2 separate regions of the Homo sapiens genome follow, and region 1 is linked to region 2. A link is an interaction called in ENCODE POLR2A ChIA-PET data of the cell type or tissue named here. Cell type or tissue: PC-9. All regions are shown on one strand. Links, peaks and the distances in the headings refer to the core of each region. The heading gives the core; the rest is flanking DNA.

Region 1 (4,400 bases), core at 241-4,240, 63 kb before region 2:
TGGTATAGTTTTTACTTCCCAATGGATAATTAGTTATCTCAGAACAGCTTATCCTTTCCCCGTTGAAGTGTAATGTTCCTCTGTCATATAGTATGATTCTAAATAGACATATTTTTTATGTACACATTATCATTTGTCTCTTTCTATGCTAATACCAACTGTTTTGATTACTGTAACATTATCACAAGTCTTTTTTTTTTAAGAGATGGGGTCTTGCTATGTTGGCCAGGCTGGTCTCAAACTCCTGGCCTCAAGCAGTCCTCCTGCCTTGGCCTCCCACAGTGCTGTGATTGCAAGTGTGAGCCACTGCCCCTGGTGGTATGTCTTTTCATCTAGCAGAACAAATCTTTCTACTTTTTTCTTTTTCAACATTGCCTTGGCTACTCTGTGACCTTTGATCTTCCTTAAACATTTGGGATTTTGATTTAAGTAATATTGAGTTCGTAGATTAATTGGGGAGCATTGCAGTCTTATGATTCTGAGTCTTGTCTTTGAACTAGGTCCATAGAGGCCTTAAATAAGATTTTTTATTAGGTCTGTTTCCAGGCATTTTTTTCGTTGTTGCTACTATAAATTGGATATTTTATTCTATTACATTTTATAATAGATTATCACAGGATTTAGGACAATTATTCATTTTTTAGATTGATGTTGAAACCACCAACCATATCGAACTCCCATATTTTAATAGTTTTTCCAAGATTCTTTTGAATATTTTATGTATAGTCAACATCTACAGATAAGGTAACTTTTGTCTCTTTCATTAAGTTCTTTTTTTTCAGCCCTTTTAAATGCATGAACATTCAATTCTTATATATCCATTTTCTATTTCTTGAATTATTGCATTGCCTAGGACCAATGCAATGTGAATAGAAGATGTAGTGGTTATTCCTGTCTTGTGCCTGACTTTAATGGAAATAATTTTAAAGCCTTACTATTAAGAGCAATGTCTGCGTCAGGCTTTGATACATAACACATTTTAGATGAAAAATGTTTCCTACTGGTCTACTTTGCAACTATGTTGTCTTGAAAATGAGTGTTAAACTTTACTGAAGTGTTTTTTTTATAGTTGCCTTTTTTTTTTTTTTTTTTTTTTGAGTCAGGGTCTTACTGTGTTACCCAGACTGGTCTCAAACCTTTGGCCTCAAGTGATCCTCCTGCTTTGGCCTCCCAAAGTTCTGGGATTACAGGAATGAGCCACCACACCTGGACTTGAAGACTTTTTAAGAGCATTTATTGAGATGATCGTATTTTATCCTTTAATATCTCAATACGGCATTTAGTAGATGTGTTGATCTTACAATTCCTGGGATAAACTCTGCTTTGCTTTGACAGTATAATTTAGCATTATTGAAACTTTTTATGAATGAGCTTTCTTTTTTTGTTGTTGTTGACTTTGTTACTAATCTCGTTAAATGATGGATCACCCCTTTAAAAGTATTCTGTAATAGTTTGTAATTATCCATTTTTTGAAGACTTCATAAAACTCTCTCGTGAAACTGCCTGGGCCTGTGGTTCTAGGGCGGAGGATGGAAATAAAGCTTTTTGATTATTTAAGATTATTATTATTTATATTACTGTTATAATATCATTATTATATTTATATTATTATAAGTTTCTTTAATGCTTATTGGTTTGTATACAATATAATGCTTTTGAGTCTGTTATTAATATTTTTCTAGAAAAAGTTATTTCATCTGTTTTTAGATATATTGACATAGAATTGAGTTATAGTTTTCTCTTTTAATTAAATAAAACTCTGTATTTAACATTATCCTCCTTTTTATCCAATATTGTTTATTTGTGCTAGACGTTTGCCTGCTTAGTTTTTCTGGTGAGCCAGAATTTGGTTTTGTTAATATTTGCTGTTTTTCTTATTTTCTGCTTAATTTCTACTTTCTTCCTTTTACCCTCTTGCTTTTTCCCTTCTTCCTCCTATCTCCCCCTGGCCCTACTCCCACTTTGTCTTTCTGTCTCCTCCTCTTTCTTTAGTTTACTCTATTTTAGGCTGAATTGATTTTGATTCCTTCTTCTGTCTTAGAAAGTACATATAATAGAGTTTGTGGAGTGATGGAGAGATGGCCATCAAGGGGTACAAAGTTTCAGTTAGGAGAAATAAGTTCTTGATGTGTTGTACCTCATGGTGACTATAGTTATTAATAATGTATATTTCAAAATTGTGAAGACTAAATTTCAAATGTCTCACCACAAAAAAAGACAAGTGAGATGATAGATATGTTAATTAGCTTGTTTAATCATTCCACATTTTTCCCATTTATCAAAACATCACATTGTACTGAATAAATACATACAATTTTTATTCATCGATTAAAAATAATGAAAATACGTATATGACTGTAAAATATATCTAAGAGTCACTTTAACTGCATGTTACAGGTTTTGAGATATAGTACTCTCAACATTATTAATTTCTAAGTATTTTGTGATTGTCATTGTCATTTTCTCCTTACTGTCTGATTTTTTTAAGATTGCATATTAAATTTCTCAAATACCTTTTGAGAATATTTTCTATTGTCAGTTTCTAATTTAACTGCCCACATTATGGCTAGAGGATGTGGTCTGTGTGATAACCATTGTTGGAAATTTGTTGAGACTTCCTTTCTGATCTGGTACATGGTCGGGGTTTTGTAAATGTTTAAAGTATAATTAAAAAGAATTCGTAGTCCAGATTTATTAAATGTAAGATTCTATTAAATAATCAGATAAGTTAATTTCACTATTTATTAATGTTTTTGCTTAAATATTTTGCCTGGTTTTTCAGCTTCTCACTATAGTAATAGATTCGTCACATTTTCCTTATATCTTGTCAGTTTTTGCTTTATGTATGTTGAAGCTGCACTGCTAAGTATAAACAAGTTCATGATTATTCTATCATCCTCATAGATTTTTCTATGTATATTGTTAGGTATCCATCTTTAGTAATTCTGATGGTTTTCCTTTAAGATTCTGTTTTGTCTGCTATTAATATTTCAGTATTAACATTTCTTCACCTGTTTTTCTTTTGGTTAAAATTTGTAAAACATTTACTTTTCAAGCCCTTTCTGTGCATTCTCTCTGATAAGTGGCAAATAGCTGGGTTTTTTTTTGTTGTTGTTATTATTTGGTTGATTTTTAATTTTGTTTCATTTTTGGTTAAATTTTTAAAGACATTTGCTTTTTCAGCCCTTTTTGTGCATCTTCTCTGGTAAGTAGCAAATAGCTGGGTTGTTTCTTGTTGTTGTTTGGTTGATTTTTTTTTTCTGCACCTATTCATTGGTTCCATTTATTGCAAATATTAATGTATTTGGACTTATTTCTACTACATTATATTTTTTGCTTGCCATTCTTTTTCTTTTTAAATTATTTTATTTTTGTAATTGATACACAGTGCTTATGCATGTGTCTGGGATACATGTGATATTTATTACGTGCATAGAATGTGTAATGATCAAGTCAGGGTATCCATCACCCGAGCATTGATCATTTCTACGTGTTGGCAACATTTCAGGTCTCCTAGCTAGCCCTTTATTTTGTGTCTTCTTTTTCCTATTCCTGTCTTCTGCTTAATTCATCATACACAGTAATTCTCTTCTTTTAGAGTTTGCTCATAATTCTTTTTACTACTAAAGTTATACTCAATGCAAGTAGCAGAAAACCCAATTAGAGAGTCACAAACAAATAGGAGTTATTTTTCTTGCACGAAACAAAACCTAGAGGTGGACCTACCATCAGGGACCCAGGTTTTTCTATCTTTTGCTTTATCATCCCATAACTTGGGGGCTTTTCCTCATTCTTATAGCTTTATGGCTGCAGGCTGGCAGCTGCACTTCCTCACATCCATGTACTACTAGGCAGGAGGGAATTGGGAAAGGCCAAATGGACAAAAAAAAAAGGCGTGCTCACTGAGGAGTTTTCTTTTTGTCAGAAAAGCAAAGACTTCTGGGAGTAGCACCCAAGGGGCTTTTGTTGTTGGCTAGAACTGTGCCAGGTAGCCTTCTATAGCTGGAAGGAAGCCAGGAAGAAATTAAGAATGGGGCTTGGGGTCATATCATCTACAGTATCTCTCATGGATTTCATTCTAACATTTTTCAGCAAATTCTAAAGTCATTCAGTATTTCTATCCTTTTTCCATATGTGACCTAGACTTAGCACATTTTGTTTAAACATTGAACAACTTTCACAGTGTTTTCTTAATATAAAATGAATTGGTTATTAATATTTTTTCAATCAGAAGTTAAGTGTATGTATCTATGTGTGTGTGTTTCTTTTCTTTTTTGTTTTTAATCAGTATCTGGCGTCACTATTGTTTCAGGTATCCCATGCATTTTCTCCCAGTGATAAACATTTAATAGTTCTTTTAATGAGGGACTGTGGGAGTCTGTCCCTCATTGATTGATTGA
Region 2 (4,400 bases), core at 108-4,107:
GTACAACAAAACTTTCTACTATTTAATTGCAAGTAGCTGCTGCTGCTATAAGAAATATCAGCTCTTTCCAGCTTTCATTTCTGTTAGTGGGAAAAAAATGTTGCGTATTTAATCCTTGAAAAACAATTGTATTCCCAATGACAGACACATATGCACCCACTTTTTTTTTCCTTCAGAAACTGACACATTCATAAACTTCATATGATACTGTATTATTTAAACCAGACATTTTATACCTCTTTGTTTTGGGGGAAGGATTTCTATATATTCAAAAAGAGGAGAAGAAGAAGAAGAAGTTAAAGTGACTATTTCAGTAATCAGGGATTTTAACCTGACTGGTTGTGAAGGATGGCCTGAGCACCTGAAGCAGGTGTGGCAGTTAACACAAGGCTGAACCTTCACACCCATCTTAAAGCCTCAGCTTTTATTTTCTATCATCCTTGTATTATCATGAGCCTTTGACAAGTCAGGAAATACTTGACGGTGTTCCTTCTCACAATGGTCAGTCAGGAAAGCCAGTAGCCGGGGGCTTAGCAGAGCATGATGCTGGACTTCACTGAGCCTCAGCCTCCTCATCTGAAAGTGAAGAGGTTTGCCTAGATGCCAAATTCACTCCTGGTTCTAAGTTTCAACAATCCCACCCAAGTGCTGCTTGTGGTGGAGGCTTACAAGCTGCACTGAGCTCTCACCATTGCTTTGCCTCCTTCTCTGATCCCTGCTCACCAGAGAGCAGGAGTAACCAGCTTGTGGCTTTTACACACCTTTAAAAATATCATTATCCGTGATGTCCATTTACCACAGTTGCTTTTTAGACTGAGAAATAAAAATCAGATTTGTTAAAATATAGTATATGGCGAAGAAACTATTGACAGTGGTGAAAAAACAAAAAGCCACCCTTTTCTGTGATAATTGCTTTTAATTAGCTTTTGGAGCTCACTAGAAAAAAGATCCCCACCCCCCAAAAAAGATTTTATAGGATAATACATTTTCATTCAAAGGATAATATTATCAAGACTTTGCTGTCATTATTTTGCAAAGAATACCTGGTGACCTAAAGCTGAGAAAAGGAAGGCACAAGGTTCTGTATGGTGGGATTTATCATTCAGGTAAATAACTGTGGACTCTTCTCTTCAGGACTTTTAAATATTTAGCAAGTCAATCAACATCTCCTACTGCCACTTACCTTCATATAATTCCACTCCTAGCTTACTAACGCATGTTGCTGTGATTCAAAACTGTTCACTCGTTTCCCCAAAGTGACCAATAGTCACCCAAGGGGACCTCACCCCAAAATCTTCTGACTTGACTTAAATTAACAATGTTATGGAATCCACCATTCCAGGCCTGTTCTCCATTCCCTTTCGGCTTTGCCACCTTAGACCTTTATCGGCCTTAGACCTTTCTTGTTAATATTGAGTCCGTTTTGCCCAAGATTCAGTTAATTTGGAATGCTTTAGAATAAAGCCCTGGGTGTGTGAATCACCTCATAGCCAAAGCGTGAGGCTAGGTTTTTGTTTTTTTAGGAGCCACATGCAGCTGCGTGGATGCTCATAGTACCTACTTGAGGGCAGCAGGGCATGACTTAGCAAAGCTGTGCAGTGCATGACAGGACCTGCAGAGCAGTGCTGCACTGGCAGCTGCAAGGGGCAGGTCGCTGTAGCAGGCTGAGCTTGCCTCTCAAAACCAAATGGTCGGTTTGCTGCTGCTTCTTTAATTTGCCCTTTTAAAATGTATATTGGCCAGGTGCAGTGACACACACCTGTAATCCCAGCACTTTGGGAGCCCAAGGCAGGCGGATTGCCTGAGTCTAGGAGTTCAAGACCAGCCTGGGCAACATGGTGAACCCCCATCTCTATAAAAAGTATAAAAATTAGCCAGATGTGGTGGCTTGTGTCTGGAATCCCAGCTACTCTGGAGGCTGAGGTGGGGGGATCACTTGAGCCCAGGAGGTTAAGGCTGCAGTGAGAGTTGTGATCATGCCACTGAACTCCACCATGGGTGGCAGAGTGAGACCCTGTCTCAAAAAAAAAAAAAAAAAAAAACAATTCGCTGATGTTAAAATTCCTCTGGGATCATTTGTGTGTGCGTAAGAAAGGAGAAAAGCTAGTTGAAGAAAGGCTATGACTTTAGCTTAGGTTCAGTGTCCCCAGGCTTTCATCTTCTTTATCCTTAGATCCTCTCATGATTGGGATTTTATGAGCAACCAATTTGATTCCATTTTAACAGTCATTTTATACAGTGAAAGCCTAAGAATATCCAGTTCCTTTTTAGAAAAAAGAACTAATTACATGTATTAACATATGTTTATTTTGAGTGCAGCACGAGTAGTCTTTGTACCCAAACAGTTGAAGTCAAACTGTTCCATGTGTCAACTCGAGGAAGCGAGCACAGCCCGTTAGCCTAGAGATGCCCTCTGCATCTCTGTCTTGAGCACTGATTTTAACTTGTTCTTCTTATCTGCCCCTCAAAGGTAGCTGAGAAGTTTTCTTTTCTTGCATTGTTGTGGTTCTGAAGAGAAAGCTTCATGACGTGTGGTGTGGTCGGTTACTGGTGTCTATCACACTGCACTTGGTCTACCTTGCATTCGTCAAACTGACTCACAGAAGGAAAGCCCCACAGCTAGAGGGAGAAAGTTTGTGTGTATGAGCCTTTGCTTTATTTTTGTCATGCTATTTTTAGTTTTAGCCTTATAGGGCATTTATAGCCAAATTTTAGCAATCCTTGTTTCCATGTATGTCTTTCACATATTTTCTAGCCCAGTCATAGTTGAACTCTGCATGTGAAGCAAAATTCTTTAATTGTTTTTTAAAAAAAAAAAAACCTATGAGGCGGCAAGGCTGCCTTTTTGTTGTGTGAACAATGCCGAAACACTCAACTGTAAAGGGATATCTCTGTATTCCATGAGGCACTGCATCTTTAGGCTGCAACATGAAAAGCAGGAGAGAGGAAACCAGTGTTTGTACTTTATCTAGAAACTCACACTCATGAGTTAAATCAAGGGTTTTCTATATTGTTTGAGGAGTACAAGTGTTTTTAATAAAGGAAAAGTTTTGCTATCATTGCTCTTTAGAACAGCTAAAAATTTTGTTGTTTTAATTTGTGAAGATTCTAAGAGATCAACCTGAGATGACATTGCAAGAAACCAGCAAAACAGGTTTGAGGTGACCTGGGCAACTCTGAGTTTTCTGCAGTCTTTGGGAATTAAACAGGAATCATCAGTTCTTATACATCAGTTCTTAATCTAAATTAAGAAATTTAGATTTGTGTATGATTTTACTCTCTTTTTCTACATTAGGTCACAATTTCCTGTTAGTGCAGGAAACAACTGCAAAGAGTATCTTCCCATTGTGTTGGGCTTAAATTTTTGTTTACCTTTATTATAAATAACACCAAAACAATAAAACAATTGACCTATCCTGAAACTTACTAGTGATAAGGAATACTGAAATTGAATTAAAACCATGTGTTTCTGTCGCCTAATAAATGTTAATCTACTTTAGAGAAATTATATTATTTTCACTGTTAGTACATGAGTGTAGTACGTTTTTACAAAAACAAAGGCATATACAGTATCATCAACAAGAGCGTAGAAGAAAATAGGATTAGTGATTTCCAGTTCTCTGCTTAACTCACTGCTCAACAGTTTCCTTCTTGAGTAGATTTGTAAACCCAAGACCAGAAACTAATGAATGATGGTGTTTAGATTTTTAAAAATTTTTAGACCAAGTTTGAAAAATGGGATAGTTTATATAAAAATTACTGTTTCTGACTCCTTTTGAACAAAGATCTAGCAACACTGTGCCTATAAACATGAAACAGTCCCCTAAAACCATGGGGGGCTGCTTGCTGTTGACTGGGCTGTGGTGTGGGTTCCCCATGCCGTTGCACCAGCAGTGGATGAATATGCCCTTACTCCTGGCCCCATCCCTGTCTACAGTCCCCTGGCCACACTGGGTGTTTCCCTGGGGCCCTTGATGCCAGCCAGTGTTGGCTCTTCTTGACTTATTTCTTCTATTTGTCACAGTACAACTGATTGATACTTATATGAAAGCATTCTTTACCATACTTATTACCTCCTTGCCCTGATGTTTACACTGAAATATTTTTATCTTTCTTTTAGAAATATGAAACTGAGGCAGAAAGAAATGAAATGACTTTCCCAGATCACACAGTGAGCCAACATCATGGTTTCGAGCAAACTTCAGTAGCAAATTTAAATTTGCGGTGTTATTCATGAGCACATATGACATTCCTTTCAACATTCACAGCTAAATTAAAAAGCAAAATGAAATGAAATGTTCATTGTTAACTTTTTAATATATATGTTAATTTTTTTGCATTAAATTTGAAGGTTATATCTAATTTTTTATTTGCTTTAGGAAGTCTGTTTACTGTTAAAA

What was found. Peaks named below come from ENCODE experiments on the same cell type or tissue, not always from the same donor. Only the 100,000 strongest peaks of a DNase experiment are listed, where the experiment ranks them.
Region 1: POLR2A ChIA-PET joins it to region 2 with 6 read pairs; 7 of 35 experiments call an interaction of 5 or more read pairs at or near these places.

Annotation. Positions count from the first base shown.
Region 1 is chr20:10,492,786-10,497,185 of GRCh38, forward strand. All of the region lies in intron 2 of SLX4IP (SLX4 interacting protein), which reads left to right. Among named protein-coding and RNA genes, the nearest start is that of SLX4IP, 60 kb to the left of the region's middle. In PC-9, for the core only: no CTCF peak of the experiment used is centred there; no DNase peak of the experiment used is centred there.
Region 2 is chr20:10,556,321-10,560,720 of GRCh38, forward strand. SLX4IP (SLX4 interacting protein) reads left to right here. Exons shown (of 8, transcript NM_001009608.3): 4 at 4,380-4,400. Among named protein-coding and RNA genes, the nearest start is that of MIR6870, 91 kb to the right of the region's middle. RefSeq lists an enhancer at 2,423-2,802. In PC-9, for the core only: no CTCF peak of the experiment used is centred there; DNase peaks (open chromatin) are centred at 2,601 and 3,151; H3K4me3 peaks cover 1,168 bases; H3K27ac peaks cover 3,369 bases.